2 separate regions of the Homo sapiens genome follow, and region 2 is linked to region 1. The links are chromatin contacts, found by Hi-C or POLR2A ChIA-PET in ENCODE. All regions are on one chromosome and are shown on one strand. Each heading gives the region's core, a stretch centred on a gene start or an enhancer-like site at or near the end of the contact. The rest is flanking DNA. Distances are from core to core; before and after follow the strand shown.

Evidence for each region. Hi-C counts contacts between places; a loop is a spot of excess contacts on that map. ChIA-PET counts read pairs that join two places held with the same protein, here RNA polymerase II (POLR2A). Pooled maps may share reads with other maps.
Region 2: a loop to region 1 is called in a map of B cell, with 1.8 times the contacts of the local background. The contact joins two enhancer-like sites. A Hi-C loop is called at or near these places in 6 of 168 maps with a recorded cell type or tissue (B cell, Right ventricle myocardium inferior, cardiac septum and 3 more), 3 of 37 single-sample maps with no recorded cell type and 5 of 50 pooled maps. POLR2A ChIA-PET finds 5 or more read pairs at or near these places in 14 of 52 experiments (AG04450, GM10248, GM12878 and 10 more).

What each region holds. Positions count from the first base shown.
Region 1 is chr10:101,936,240-101,941,248 of GRCh38, reverse strand. It overlaps ARMH3 (armadillo like helical domain containing 3), which reads left to right. Exons shown (of 26, transcript NM_024541.3): 23 at 1,311-1,386. Among named protein-coding and RNA genes, the nearest start is that of KCNIP2, 95 kb to the right of the region's middle. RefSeq lists an enhancer at 1,441-2,640. Within about 2 kb of position 2,113, at least 10 of the 41 ENCODE cell types and tissues checked have a DNase peak (open chromatin) inside an H3K27ac peak, as active enhancers do; they include B cell, where a contact is called at or near this core.
Region 2 is chr10:101,898,724-101,903,732 of GRCh38, reverse strand. The region is part of intron 23 of ARMH3 (armadillo like helical domain containing 3); the gene reads left to right. Among named protein-coding and RNA genes, the nearest start is that of KCNIP2, 57 kb to the right of the region's middle. RefSeq lists enhancers at 604-1,267, 1,267-1,426. Within about 2 kb of position 2,217, at least 3 of the 41 ENCODE cell types and tissues checked have a DNase peak (open chromatin) inside an H3K27ac peak, as active enhancers do; they include B cell, where a contact is called at or near this core.

The DNA.
Region 1 (5,009 bases), core at 864-3,363:
TATTTTCTAGTAGGTGGTAGGGGCTGGACTTGGACCCTGACCATTGGCTTCAGAGATCTTGTAGTTACTTCTCTACATAAATGTAGGCTCTTGAGTCATTTCCCTCCAGGTTTGAATTCCAGCTCCATTACTTACAACTTGTGTGAATGACTGCAATCAGTTACCGTACTTGTCTCCTCTGAGTCTTGGTTTTCCTCATCTGTATGCTACATTACATATAACCTAAGTTGGTCCAGTGCCTGGCACATAGTAAGCTCTCTGCATATTTAGCCCTTATTAATTAGCCATTCATTAAAACATACACTTAGAGTGCCTACCATGTGCTTGCTCTTTCAAGGAGCACTTGTGCTGTTTTGTCTCTTTTCTAAAATGGCATGTGTGGCTCTGAAGATCATAGCTGATAGAGGATATATTCAGGTCTATATTTCTATTATCTTTCCTCTCTGTGTGAGTTTGGAAAAGGGAGAGAATTTGGTCACACAAGGGAAGAACGTTCTTGTAGATTCATTTTGCAGGTCAAACAGTTAAGTCAGAGGAGCAAAAAAAGGTTAATCTGTTCTCACTCATAGGTGGGAATTGAAAAATGAGAACACTTCGACACAGGGTGGGGAACATCACACACCGGGACCTGTTGTGGGGTGGAGGGATGGGGGAGGGATAGCATTAGGAGATATACCTAATGTAAATGACGAGTTATTGGGTGCAGCACACCAACATGGCACATGTATACATATGTAACAAACCTGCACGTTGTGCACATGTACCCTAGAACTTAAAGTATAATTAAAAAAAAAAAGGTTAATCCTTGATTGACACATGACCATCCTCTATGTGGATGTGTCCTGTTTGACTGAGTTTATATGTTAAGGAGTTTATGCATATACATAGAGCAGGAAGGGACATCAACTAAGCCAGCCAGTTCCACTAAATCAGCCCCCACCATTAGGGAAATGATAGATATGGCAACAAGTTTACCCTCACATCACCACCCCAGTGCAGATTGTAAATGCATGCAAAAATTAAGTTATGGAACCCGGTTAGCAGAGGGGAGGGAAAACCTAAGGCAGAGAAGGAGTAGAGTATTTTGATAGAAAGTGAAAAGAAGTTAGAGAAAAAACTGGAGTGAAAATAGTTGCGAGAATTCTATAAGCCCTTGTATTTTTATCTAAGCTGAGGATGTTTTTAACAGAAGATTGGCGCAGGCTTTGTTTGGTTATTCTGAGAGTGCTATTCTGAGATGTGTCTTCATTCCTCATGTTTGTGTTTTATGCCGGGGGTTTGACAGATCTGTGTTCTTTCCTTCTTTGCAGTCCTGAGGCTTTCTACCAATGCAGGCCAGTGGAAGGAAGCAGCTAGCAAGGTGACCCATGCATTGGTTAATATCAGGTAAGGAATGAGAAGTATCTCTTGCAGAGTTCCTTGGCTCTTCCTGAGGTTTATTGTACCTTTCTAAGTAAAGTGTGTTGAACACTACTACTATTTTAAGCCTTGATGTCTGTAGGAGTGGAAGAAAAATTGTCGTACTTGATCAAGAAAAGCAGGAGTACACGAGGCTTTTATTTTATCATATTGAAACAGCTCAAAGTGCTGGCTGTTCTGTGAATTTTTTTACTGAGAGATGGTTATAAGCCCTTTTCAGGCATGCTAGTTGCCAGAGTGTTCTCTATGTATAGGTCATCTGAAAACTTTTCTCCAAAGATTTTCAGCTTTTCTCCATGACTTCAGTGAATGATTCATGGAGATCTAGAATGTTGACCTTTTACTTTACGTGACTATTTCTATTTATGGTAAACAGAGGCAATTGGAGTCCATGGGGCTGAGTCATTTTAGGTTGCTTATGAAACAGCAAGACAATTACAGAGTGCTGTATGTATTGCATAAAGTTGTGTCAGGCATGGAGTTGGTCAGGGTCTTGAGGAGGCACCACCCATGCACAGGTGTGAGCTGTTGGTAAATGGAGAAGAGAAAGTGCTTTCACCATTGGGAAACCTAAATTCGACTTTTCTTCTGTTCGTTGCTCCCTTTGTGCCTTTGATTTTTCATTTTCTCAACAGTTATTACACTGTTCTTATAAACAATTGAAAAATTAACATTGAGTAAAAGAGGCAAACCCAACAGATGGGGAACTTGATTTAGCTCCAGATGTAAGCCTTGCCAGACATTCCTAGTAATAGTAATGCACATTTACAACTTGGTATAGATTCTAATGTGTGACAAAGCTGGTCTGTGATTTTTTTCCTATATCTTTTCTTTCTTTTTATTTAAAGGTAAAATGCCCTGTCCCTGCAGTGATTTACTACCCTGTTTGGCACATCTGGGCATAAAAGGAGAAGTGTGAAATTTGTGTGTTAAGAGGGCTGGGATGAGGGAGCATGGGGTGAGATGTGCTAACAAGATTGCAGTGAAGGTTGGTCTGCCTTACCTGTCACCAGACTCATTTTGCATCAAACACAATTTTATAAATCTCACAAATAAATGCATATCTGCACCTAGCAAATAATCCAGATACTGTGGTGAGGCCTTACGATAAATGCGATTTTCTGTAAGAATCAGGAATTACAAACTGCCTTCTCCCAAATATCTGTTTATGACCCAAGGGCAGCATGACAAATGTGGGTGTTTGAATGAAGCACCAGGTCACCAGGTTCTGGGCTAGGGTATGAAGTGCATATGGGTATAATTTATGTTGTGTTGACTCATTCATGTATTTATGTAGGCCTTCCAGGCAGCTCCTTTTCATCTGGGGCCTGTTTCCTTGATCACATTCCTTTATACTTGCCTTATCTTCTGCTTTTCCTTTCAGTGGTTTCTGGCTTGGCTGCTGTCTGTGTTCTTCCCAAGGGCCATCAAGCAGCTGATTTAAGCTTTTGACCTCTCCTTTTTCCGACAGCTAAGAAAGGACTGGGCTGAGCCTTGTTACCATGTAACTTCTTTCTTCTCTTTGCATGACTGTCAGGCATATACCTTCATTTTCATTCCTTAAATTTCTCTGATGAACTTGCTGCAATAATCACATCATTTTTACTGTTGCTAATAACCGGACTCAGTATACATCTAAAGTAGCAAAAAGATCCAGTCATGGACAGGTTCAGTGGCTCACGCCTGTAATCCTGGCCCTTTGGGAGGCAGAGGTGGGAGGATCACTTGAGCCCAGGAGTTCAAGACCAGCCTGGCCAACATAGTGAGACCCTGTCTCTAAAAAACAAAATAAACAAAGATTAGCTGGGCATGGTGGCACATGCCTGTAGTCCCAGCTACTCAGGATCCTGAGGTGGGAGGATCATTTGAGCCCAGGAGGTCAGGTTGAGGCTACAGTGAGCCAAGATCATGCCACTGCACTCCAGCCTGGGTAACAGTGAGACCCTGTCTCAAAACAAACAAATCAGTTTTCTTAAGAGATTATTGGAAAGAAGTGTTTGAATGTCACCACAGTAAGGCCAGATCAGGGAAAAATACAGGTAGTACTAAGCCTGCAAATGTTTACCCTTTTTTTTTCTGACATCTATTCTCACTTATTAAATGCCAGACTTTGTGCTACTCTTTCTTATGCTACCTTCTTTAATCTTCAAACTCTATAGGGTGTATTATGTACTTTTTAAAATATACTTTTTCCCAGTGAGGAAACTGAGTCTTAAAGATGTTGTATATTGTGGAAGGCCCCATATTTGTTCCTTGGCAAAGCTGAGAATTAATAATAGGTCTTCTTCTTCTTCTTTTTTTTTTTTTTTTGGAGACAGGGTCTGACTCTGTCGCCCAGGCTGGAGTGCAGTGGCGCGATTTCTGCTCACTGCAGCCTCCGCTTCCCAGGCTCAAGCAGTCTTCCCACCTCAGCCTCCCAAGTAGGTGGGACTATAGGCACGTGCCACCAGACCTGGCTAATTTTTGTATTTTTTTGTAGAGATGTGGTTTCACCATGTTGTCCAGGCTGGTCTCAAACTCCTGAGCTCAAATGATCCACCTGCCTTGGCCTCCCAAAGTGCTGGGACTGCAGGCATGAGCCACCATGCCCAGCCTAATCATAGGTCTTCTAAGTCCAAGTTCAGGGCTGCTCTTTCTTGCAAACCATAATGCCTCCTTCTGTAAAGCTGCATTGAAGACTTAACATGGAGGGTTAAACAGAAAACTCACCATGATGTATTGAAAGGAATATGGAAATTTGAGTTGGAAAAACTTATTTTTTTCTTTTGTCTCTACCACTTATTGTGTGACCTTGAGCAAGTTACTTAGCTTCTGTGGGCCTCTATCCACCCTCTGTAAAGTGGGGGTGCTGGTGATAGCAACTATTTCACCAGGTAGTAGTTGTGAGAATTATATAATGTAATGCATATGAAAGCTCCTAGTGAACTATAAAATACTGCTTATTTCACTTGTGTCTTCAAGGTTCATTCCTGTTGTAGCATGTGTCAGAATTCCCTTCATTTTTAGGGTGAATAATCTTCCTCTGTCTGTATGTATCACATTTTACTTATCCATTCATCCGTTGATGGACACTTGAGTTGCTTCTACTTTTTGGTTATTATAAATAATGCTGGTATGAACATGGGTATACAGATACCTGTTTGAGACCCCACTTTCACTTTTTGGGGACATATCCCCAGAGGAGGAATTGCTGTGTCATATGATAATTCTGTATTTAATTTTTTGAGAAATTGCCATAGTTTTTTTTTTTTTAGGTTTAGCATTTTGACCCTTCCTCAGAGTGTTTCCTAAGTACATCTTCATTTCTTCATTTTTCCTTTCTTTTTTTTTTTTTTTTTGAGACAGAGTCTCACTCTGTTGCCCAGGGTGGAGTGCAGTGGCGTGATCTGTACTCACTGCAATCTCTGTCTCTTAGGTTCAAGTGATTCTGCTGCCTCAGCCTCCTGAGTAGCTGGGATTACAGGCACGCACCACTATTCCCGGCTAATTTTTGTATTTTTAGTAGAGATGGGGTTTCACCATGTTGGCCAGGCTGGTCTCGAACTCCTGACCTCGTGATCCACCCACCTCGGCCTCCCAAAGTGCTGGGA
Region 2 (5,009 bases), core at 968-3,467, 38 kb after region 1:
TTACTGGAAAAATTTGACTATTTGTTGAAGGCATGAACCTAATTTTTAACTAGTAAGGTTTCTTTTGTTTGATTTAGTAAAAGTTCGGTATCAGTCTCCTTCCCTGTAAGAAAATGTGCCCACACATTCTCACCTTTCCTTGCCTAATTATAAACTAATTCATATTTTGAGACTCTGCTCAAGCACCCTGTCCTTCAGAATGTCCTTTCTAAGCCTGCAGGTTGGGCTAAGCACCCCTCCTCTGTGCTTCCATGATACCTTTTGTCTACTCTTTGTCTGCCTTAGCCTTTACCACATCATAATGAAATTATCTGTCTGTCGTGTGTGTCTTTTCCATTTATGAACTCCTTGATCTCTGGGATTTATTTTATTCACAACCTTCATTGCCTAGCGTAGTGCCTGCACATGATAGGTATTCATATGTTTGTCAAACAAACTGAATTATCAAGAGTCACTGGCAGTGCTGGCAAACCTTTAGCTTCAGATACTGTAGAACTTCCTTCTAGGGACAGAGATTCCTTGACTATATGAGAAAGCAGTCAATTTGCAGAGTAAGAGAGGAGAAAATATAGAAGTTCTGTTTCTAAAACAGTGCTTATAGCATAAACAAAGTTCTTTAATTACTTTAAAACTAAATTTCTCCTTTTGGTAGCGTCACCTTTCAGGAGGAAGAAAACTTACTGCTCTTTCTGGTATATTGAAGAGATGGCAGCTAATAACCTCTTTGTGAGCATAAAACAATTATACCAGCCTCCTGTGGAGACAATCTGCCAGAGCCAACCGCCTCACCCTCCGCATGGGCTTCATTTTCTTACTCTGGAATCTCATCGACTCTCCCCTAAAGACCTTCATCTTGTTGCACTATTATGATGAATGTTTGGAGCTGGCTCTCACCCCCTGCTTTACTAGCTATTACTGGAGGTGCCGTCAAAGAATCAGGCCCCAAATTTATCCTCCCATTAAGTCCTCTCCTGGGCAGCGCTGCTTGGTTCTGAGTAGCAGTCATCTAGTTTCCCCTCCTTTTCCCACCTCCCGCTGCCTTTGAATGTAAGGAAACTGCAGGCCCTGTTGCAGACAAAGAGCTGTGGTAGAAAGTAAGGTTGCAAATCACTTTCTACCACAGCTCTTTGTTTGCTCTTGTTCTAGACCTGAAGAGAAGTGCGCACGTATGAGTGCCTGTGCGTGCATCTGCTGTGAGACCTCCAACATCATTTTCTGTCACAAGCCCAGCCCAGAAGTGCCACAAGTGACATTTCTTCAGTTGGTTGGTTGTATCTGTCTCCCAGCAATGTCTTTAGGATTTCTTCTCCATAATAAGTTAGAGATGTATCGGTTTCTGGACACAGGGACCTTACCTACTTCTGTCTATTCATATCTGTTCCTCTGAGTAATAGACATATGGTCTTTGGCTTTTTAAACTAGTTATATGATTTTTTGAATTTGTCTCACAGCTACTCTTAACAGCCTTCCCCTTGTGAGAGTTTCTGTTGAATAAAAGCTTTCTGGGTCTCTGATGTAGTTGGTTGGCATTTGGTCAATTTGGGGCTTTCATTTTGACTCTCAAAATTATTTGCAGAAAGAAATAGGGCCAAAAGGTGCTTCAAGTGCCATTTGTAAATCTTAGGATAATTGATAAGTATTCATTTATTCTAGCAAGCAGTGGATTTTGTTAAATAATAGATACTGATTAGGTCTCAACAAATCTGACCCTGTTAGCTTTGGTGCTAACTCATTAATAAAGCTGATGTTGAGGCTGCCATTAACATTAGAAAAGCGATGTTCCCTAGTAATATTTCTTTCCTTGAGGAGAAACTATTTTGCAATGAAGTTTTAACTTCTTCCCTTTTCAGAGAGACTATCAACTTCACTTAGGCAGAACGGTTCAATACTTTGGGCAGCTTGTTTATTCTTTATTTACTTCTTGATTTACCAAACTATCCCATTTTCTTTACCTCACTGACATAACTGCTACCCAGCCCCCCTGCTTTCTCCCATCCTCTCTACCTCTCAAGCCTCCCTTCTGTAGCCAACCCTACCACCTGCCACAGTATCCACACCCAGGCTTCTTATAGGAAGCCATCTCTGTGAGGGTCTGTCTGAAAGCAACATAAGTCAGTGCTGGAGCAGGTGAAAGCAGCCTGCTTTTTCAGAGCTGACGAGAAGGGCGAAGCTCTCTGTCACAGTGGGTGGGTGAGCAGCTAGGGCCGAGTAACGCCACGTCTCAGTGGTTAGCACCTGCAGGCTCAGAGCTGACAGTGCACTGTAATAAGATTCATCTTTGTTCACTTAACTGATGTGGGCTTTATGGTAAATGTTCGTTTGCTTAATTACTTTGGCAGACTTGCTGATTGCCTTTCCTGAGGAGTTCTAAAAGGTCCCCCTGGGATGGAGTATAAGCCTGTTTCCGTGTCTTTTAATTTCATTCTTTTCCTGGAGTACTTGAAAACCAGTACGTGATCCATATGGCCCACCCTCTCATCTCTCCTGTATGTGAACATCAGGACCACTGCTATCTAGTATGGAATCCATATGGCCCACACTGGACCACTGGGAAATCTTGACAGGTTTCTTCCTCCTTTGTGCACATGAGATCCTCCTCCTCCACCACTGAGGTATTATGTATGGCTCATCTAGTCTAGTTTAGGATTCATATGCCTCTTTTTCTCTAACTGGCATGGGATCCACAGAATATTTCCCTCCTTCCTCAGTCTAGCATGTGATCCACTAAAATAATTTCCCTTTATTTTTAGAGACAGGGTCTTGCTCTGTTGCCCAGGCTGGAGTACAGTGGCATGATCACAGCTCACTGTAACCTCAAACTCCTGGGTTCAAGCAATTCTCATGCCTCATCCTCATGAATGGCTAGGGCTATAGGTGTGCACATTATGCTGGCTAATTTAAAAAAAATTTTTTGTAGATATGGGGGTCTCACTATGTTGCCCAAGCTGCTCTTGAACTCCTGGCCTCAAGCAGTTCTCCCACCTGGGCGTCCCAAAGTGTTGGGATTACAGGCATAAGCCACTGTGACCAGCCAATTCGCCTTTATTTTTGAAGTGACGGGAAAAGAAGACTAGTCAATTGCTCATTTTCTTGCTCTCCCATGCTTAAAATTTAAGTGTCTTATAATAAATTGATTAATTGGGCTAATGGGAATGAGGTGTAATTAAAATATTTCAGGTTTTTGTCTCATGCCAGTTTTTAAAAAGTTCTTAATTCATATTCAAGAGATTGGAATGTTCACCATTAATCAAAATTAGATCAGTTTTGGGGGTTTTGAGCTTATCTCCAGTGCTTCAGAATTCCTCTTAGGTATGTGTTAGGATTTTCTTATGTTCTGAAAAGGGACAGAACATCTAATACACATTTTCTTATAGGCCATTTTGTTCCTTTATATTCATTTGGCATTTCTGAGCGTGTAGAGGAGCCTTGCTTCTGGAAATAGGAAATCCAGGAAAAGGGAAATAGGAAAACCAATTCCAAAGATTATTAGAGGTTTTCATTCTGTAGCCCCAGGAACTCTGCCAGTAACTTCGGACCTGCCACTAGAGAACAGAGTAAGGTAGTCAGAAGCACAGAGTGATGGATCTGAGCAACGATAGGATAATCTTATAGGTGTTTTATGTTTAGGAAAGTTTTGGAGCCTCTTTTCATTTATTGAAAGATTTAATAAAAAGTAGACATAAGGGGAATGGATTAAGTGATGATGCCTTTTATGGAAATGTAGATGGTCCATTTGACTTTTGTGGTTCTTTCAACACTTGTGGTTCATTCTTCTCCATTTACATTGGATCATTGGGTAAAGTAAGCAACTAGATGCACTGGTCAGTAGTTTATCCTTCTTGCTGGTTGTCAAAATGCCTTTTATACTAACTAAGGTTCCATTTTTGTGTCTTTGGTCCTGAAAAGAATGGCCACAGGGACAGTAGTATAATTTATGGAGGGAAATAATTGTCCTGAAAGGGTTAAGACCTAAACCTTAGGGGGTAAGTTAGAAGGATAATCCTAACAGGTCAGTTGCTGATGTTTTGATTAGATAGTTTCAAAGTGAAAAGGTTAGAAGGTATTCTTACTTGAGGTTTTATTTTGTTTAATGTTAATCAGCAGAGTCTTTGAGGCTTGTAATGCACTTCTGTTAACAGGCATCAAGGGAAATTGCTTTTTTTGTTGTTGGTGATTTGGGTGGGCTGAAGATTCATTGACTCCATGAAGAAGGAAGCTTAGTACTGCATGAAATGGGAGTCTGTGAGGCAATTCTGAAGGTGAAAGAAATGTTAGTTTAAAATTAAATAACTCAACCTCAGATGAACCATTTTAACTACTGCCACATACACTCAGTCATACCTTTACCCCTTCTCAAAAGCCAGTATTTTACCTGTATGCCTGAAGGTTTCCCAGGTAAAAGCAATTACGAATATGATGGTTTTCTTGTCTTTAATCTCAGATACCTGAGAACATACTCTGTAGTATATTGCATAGTAGTATATCACTGGACTGGTCTAGGAAAAGGGAAGCTGCCTTGGGGGAAAAAAAATTCCTTAGGGCTAGTTAGATGGTATACAGGAAAACAGAGAGGAAAGTTTTGGAAGTGAAATTCAACCAAAGAAACTACTACTCAGAGAGGTTGGTCTCTTGCCCAAAGTCACACAGTTAATAAGTGGAGGAATCCAGATTTTTTCAAATCTCCTTTCTCTAAAGCCTTGCTGTTTTCTGTATGAACCATGTTGTTCGGGGAAGCAATGGTATTTTAACTGGGCCTTCAAGGAAAAAGATGACTTAGGCTTTTTAGTGGTGATAACATTCTATGTGAAGAGATCCAGGTAAACAAAAGCAAGACATCCAGGTGTAAATATTTAGTAAGCATTTGAAAATACAGGGCTACAGCTCTTAATGAGGTTGGAGCTTAAGATCCAAATTTTTTACTAAGCTTGAGAAATTCACCCACAATCAGACTCGTTAATGTAAATCTGGTAGTCTTATAAGAGTAGTTTTAGGGTGAAACCTTCAAGAAT